Linked DNA regions of Mus musculus: region 2 is linked to region 1. A link is a loop called in an ENCODE intact Hi-C map of the cell type or tissue named here. Cell type or tissue: left cerebral cortex. All regions are shown on one strand. Region 1 overlaps Ccdc171 (coiled-coil domain containing 171). Region 2 has its middle 20 kb from the start of Cntln.

Region 1 (2,500 bases):
GGGCCTAGAAGCCAGAGGGTGAAATTAGCATCTTCTTTTGCCCCCCCCCCAAAAAAAAAACCCCTGCACTTTCTGGGTTGGAATCTCTCACTGAACTCAGAGCTCTGGATTGGTTGAACTGAGTGGCCAGAGACTCCCAGGACTCCACCGTTCCCACCTCCAGCATGTGCCTAGTTTTGGAACAGGTGCTGGGGACCTAAACTCAGGCTCTTATGCTTGCATGGTTAGCTCTTTAATCACTGAGCCAAATCCCAAAACGGTGTAAGGTAGTTTTATAGTATTTGTTAAATATATGATAGCAAAAAAAAAAAAAAAAAAAAAAAAAAAAAAAGATTTAAAAACCTACCGAAACCCACGAAATGTTAGAAAATGTTTCTGTATAAAAATGGAGAGGAGCCTGGGGAAAAGAAGGTCCAGTGACAGGCCCAAAGTGGGATCCAGCTCAAGGGGAGGTCCCAAGGCCTGACACTATTACTGAGGCTATGGAGAGCTCACAAAAATAGATCTATCATGACTGGCCTCTGAAACACCCAACAAGCAGCTGAAAGAGAAATAGAGAAGCAGCTGACCCCTGTTGTTGAATTAGGGAGGACTTAAAGAATTTGAGGAGAAGGGCGATCCTGTAGGAAGACCAGCAGTCTTGATTAATCTGGAACCGATATGAGGCCCCCAACACACACACAGTAGAGGCCTGCCAGGTCTGTGTTCATTCAGAGATGAGGCACCTAACCCTCAAGAGACTGGAGGCCCCAGGGAGTTTAGAGGTTAGATGGGGTGGGGGTGGGGGCATCCATGTGGAGACAGGGTGTGGTGGGGAGGAGGTGTGGGATGTGGAACAGTTGGAAAGTGGGCGGGGAGGGGCGGGGAATGGAATATGGAGTGTAAAAAAAAGAATTACAAATAAAATTATATTAAAAAAAAAGTAAACTCTTCTTACTCAGCTGACTGATGAAAAGCGAGAACTTTATCTCAAATGCAAACCTGAGTACAGAATTCCTAAGACTAAGTGCTGGAGTTTCTTTGTATTTGCTGTGCGTGTGCTGATTTGTCCAGAAGGTGGCAGTGTGATATCAACTGCCCACAGGAGCTTGGAATTAGAACTCCGTCTGTACAAGCTTGTGTCCTTACCTTTCTGAATACTTAAACTCTAGTACAAATGCTACTGATTTTATTTCCGTTATCTTATTTAGAGGTTTTGTGACCAAGCCGGTTTCCATGAGTTTATTGCTCAGGCTTAAGTTTAATTAAGTCCTACAGTTTTGGAACACCGAGCAGGCCGAGCAAACCCTGTACTTGTGTATTTTGAAGTCCCCTTTTGTGTTGAGTGTATTTGTTCTTATTCCAGAGTCTGTGCTAGTGAAGTTTCTTTTCAAAACCCAGTCCCTAGTAACTATCATGTACAACATGCATGATCTAATGTCAGTTAAACACGCTTTTAAGAGAGTGATAATAGGGGATTGCAGCTTGCTTTTGATTTTGTGTCCCCCCCCACCCCCCCCATTTTCCGAGTGGAGCTGTGAAGGAATAATTCAAAGCGCCTTGATCAGAAGGCTTCTGTGCCTCGTCTCCCCTCTTCATTTCAAGCAGGAGGATGCTTTTTCTTCTTAACATTCTCCCCCAGCACTCTGAATTAGAGATTTATTTGCAACGAAAAATCAATTAGTCCTAAATTTATTCATGGATTTCAGGTCCAGCGATCAATGCAAGTCCACTCAGTGGGCTCAAGGGGACCCAGTTCATCCCAGTTAATGTGTCTGAAGGGGAATTACCATTGATGCTGTTTTTTTTCCCCCCTTTAGGTCAGAGATCAGATCTCACTGTCACGGACTGCAGCAACTAGGAATGACTTCACCCTGCAGCTACCCAAACTGCACCTGGAGACCTTTGCAATGGAGGGGCTCCAGGGTGGGCCAGAGGTGGTGGCATGCCAGGTTAGAGCCTAAATAACATTGCTTGCCACTGAAATGTGTAGAAAAATAAATTGTACTAACTGGGAGAGAATGGAAGCCTTGGAGTATTGTGAATAATTTAGATGAGATGCAAATAAATGCTTTCTATCACGTAGCATAAAAACACGTTTCTTCAAAGCCAGGACTAGCCAATTAAAATAATGCAGAAAAGCATTTTACAAAGAAAAGTATGTGTTTATGTCAAAGTCCAATATTAAAAGACCCACTTTCCTCTCAGTGGAAGCTGGTAAGACATTAGGCTGTTATCTTTTCAAGCCAAATCTATCTGTTGTGTTTGTTGTTTTAAAATAAGTCCCTTTACATATAGAGTTTTAAAGGAGATATCTGAAAAATTTTCACGTTAATTCCAAAAAAATCCACATTTTAATTTTAGAAAAACCTAAAGTCCAACTGTATTTTGTATTAAAGAGTCCTTTTACCTTTTAATACTTAAGTTTCATAGAGCATTGTACTACAGTGTGTAAACAGGGCCATTTCATTTTAAAGCTCAAAACATCAACTTATGAAACCTTGAATAACTTTAAGAGTAA
Region 2 (2,500 bases), 1.1 Mb after region 1:
TCCTGGTTGTCAACTTGACAATATTTGGAATGAACTACAATCCGGAATTGGAAGGCTCACCAGTGACCCTTATCTGGAGGCATGGAGATCCTTATCTGGATCTTGGTTTGAAGATCTTGAGCCATAGTGGCTATGGATTCCAGAAGATTGAATCTCCGAGTTTAAGGAACACACCTTTAATCTGGGCTACACCTTCTGCTGGAGACAATATAAGGACATTGGAAGAAGGGAGTCTAGCTCTTGCTCTTGCTCCTTTGCCTGCTTGCTGCGTGAGACTGAGTAACTGCTAGATCCTTGGACTTCCATTCACAACTGCGACTGAATCATTGTTGAGAATTGGGCTGCCGACTGTAAGTCATCAATAAATTCCTTTACTATCTAGAGACTATCCGTAAGTTCTGTGACTCTAGAGAACCCTGACTAATACAGAAGTATAGGGGAAGGATTATGGGAGGAAGTGACTGGAATGAGGGCAGTGGGTAGGATGTAAAACAAATTAGTAAAAAAAAAAAATTAAACTTAAAAATAAGGGTCTCCCGCCCCATTTCAGATAGCTCTACTTTGTGTCCAGTCGACATGAGACTCTTCAGCAGAAGCAGCAATGTGTGAGTGATATGAGGTTCTGTCCTTGCCAACAGCTGAGACTGTTGCAAAGTTTGGGTGAGTCTGAATTATTGAAGCTTTTTAAAATAGTTGAAAGTTGTATTTATTTATGTTTCTTGTTTGTGTGTACGTGTGTCTGCTTGTGTACCAGGCTGCATGTGTGGAGGTCAGAGGACTACTTCTAGGGGTAGGTTCTTTCCTTCTTCCATCTGGACGATGGGGAATAGAACTCAGGTCTTCAGGCTTGGCTGCAAATGTTTTCTCCCGCGGAGCTATCTTGCCTTGCTGCTAGGTTTCTTTTTTCAATGACGTTCTAGTTTCATAGAAAACACACACTTGAAGTACATTGAGTCCCCATGTGTCCTCTGCCACTGACAGTGAGCTCTGTTAGTGTGGTATACTGTGTATTCTGTAACTTTCAACAAACATATGATATATATCTACACTTAGGACATGGGACATTATCTCTTCTCTGAAACCCTTGTGATCTCTCTCTCCCTTCCCTTGAACCACTGATCCTTTAATCATGCTACAGGTTTGTTTTGTTTTGTTTTTTTTCCTTTCCTGGAATGTTATGTAGTTGGAACCACAAAATATATAACCTCTTCAGATTTGCAGATTTGCTTCTCAGCAATATGCATTTAAGGTTCTTTTTTTAATATATATAAATGACCTTTTGTAACTCAAGAGCTCTTTTTTTTTATTGCTGAATGATACCCCATTATTCAGATGCTCTGAAGTTTCTTTATTCACCAAAAGAAAGACAGACAGCTTGGTTACTTTCAAGTTTTAAGAATTATGAATGAAACTATAAATGTCATGGCAGATTTGTGGGTGGATTTAAGTTTCTAACACGCTAAAGTAAATGTCAAGATGTACAGTTGCCGAATCATATGCTAAATTCTATTTCATGCTGTAGGACACTATCTGGCTGGGCTGGGATGTTGCACAGTTAGTAGAGTGGTTAACTGGCAGGATTGAAGCTTTGTGTTTGAGATCAACACCACATCAAACAGACGTGGTGGCAGGGTGTGTAATCCCAGCAGTTGGGAGGCAGAGACAGGAGCATCAGGGGGTTACAATTATTTTCAACCACGTAATGAGTTTGAGACTAAGTCTATGAACCCTGTCTCTGAAAAGGAAAAAAAAATGAAAGGAATTTTAAAAAGATGGATATATGAATGGATAGAGGAAGGAAGGAAGGAAGGAAGGAAGGAAGGAAGGAAGGGTGGGAGGGAGGGATACAGCCAATCCCCCAAATGTTTACAAAATGATTCATTCCTGGAAGCAGTAAGGTGAAATCAGATTGCTTTACATTTTCAGTCTTCCAATGTTGCCAGTGTTTCAGGTTTTCCTAAAGGTGTGTGGTATCATCTTGCCTTGACTGACAGTTCTTTAACGACATATGATGTCCACTGTCTTTTCAAATGCTTATTGTCTGTCATCTCTTTATCCTCTGGGCCTGCATCCTCTGGTTAGGGCTTTTGTTCATTTGCTTAGCTGAGCATTTCACTTCTGAGTTGTTGAGTGTTAAGAGTTCTTTATATATTTTGTGCAAAACTCTCTATTGGATATGTCTTTTGCAAATGTTTGCTCCTGTTGCTTTCTCATTCTTTTGACAGTGGTGGCCTTACCCAAGTTTTAAGATTTTAATGATTTGAATTTGACATTGTTTCTAGTGGTCATCACCACACACATGGTCATATCTACATTTTCTCCTATGTTGCTTTCTAAGGGTTTTATGTTCCAGGGTACTCATTACCAAATGAAATACCTATTCTGACCACATCCTCCCCTCAAGGCTCAGGGATCTTCATGGAAGACGAGGAGGAAAGATTGTAAAGAAGCAGTGGGCGACTTCAAGGAGACAGTGTTTTCTGAATGCAACAGAGCATAT

Evidence for each region. A loop is a pair of places that touch in the nucleus more often than their neighbours do. Peaks named below come from ENCODE experiments on the same cell type or tissue, not always from the same donor. Only the 100,000 strongest peaks of a DNase experiment are listed, where the experiment ranks them.
Region 2: it touches region 1 in a loop (3-fold over the local background); 4 of 42 quality-filtered maps call a loop at or near these places.

What each region holds. Positions count from the first base shown.
Region 1 is chr4:83,793,401-83,795,900 of GRCm38, forward strand. It overlaps Ccdc171 (coiled-coil domain containing 171), which reads left to right. Exons shown (of 26, transcript NM_001355378.1): 24 at 1,800-1,931. Among named protein-coding and RNA genes, the nearest start is that of Gm42309, 47 kb to the right of the region's middle. In left cerebral cortex, a CTCF peak has its summit at 1,058 (motif pointing right); a DNase peak (open chromatin) is centred at 1,074.
Region 2 is chr4:84,863,131-84,865,630 of GRCm38, forward strand. No RefSeq gene overlaps it. Among named protein-coding and RNA genes, the nearest start is that of Cntln, 20 kb to the right of the region's middle. In left cerebral cortex, no CTCF peak of the experiment used is centred here; a DNase peak (open chromatin) is centred at 1,486.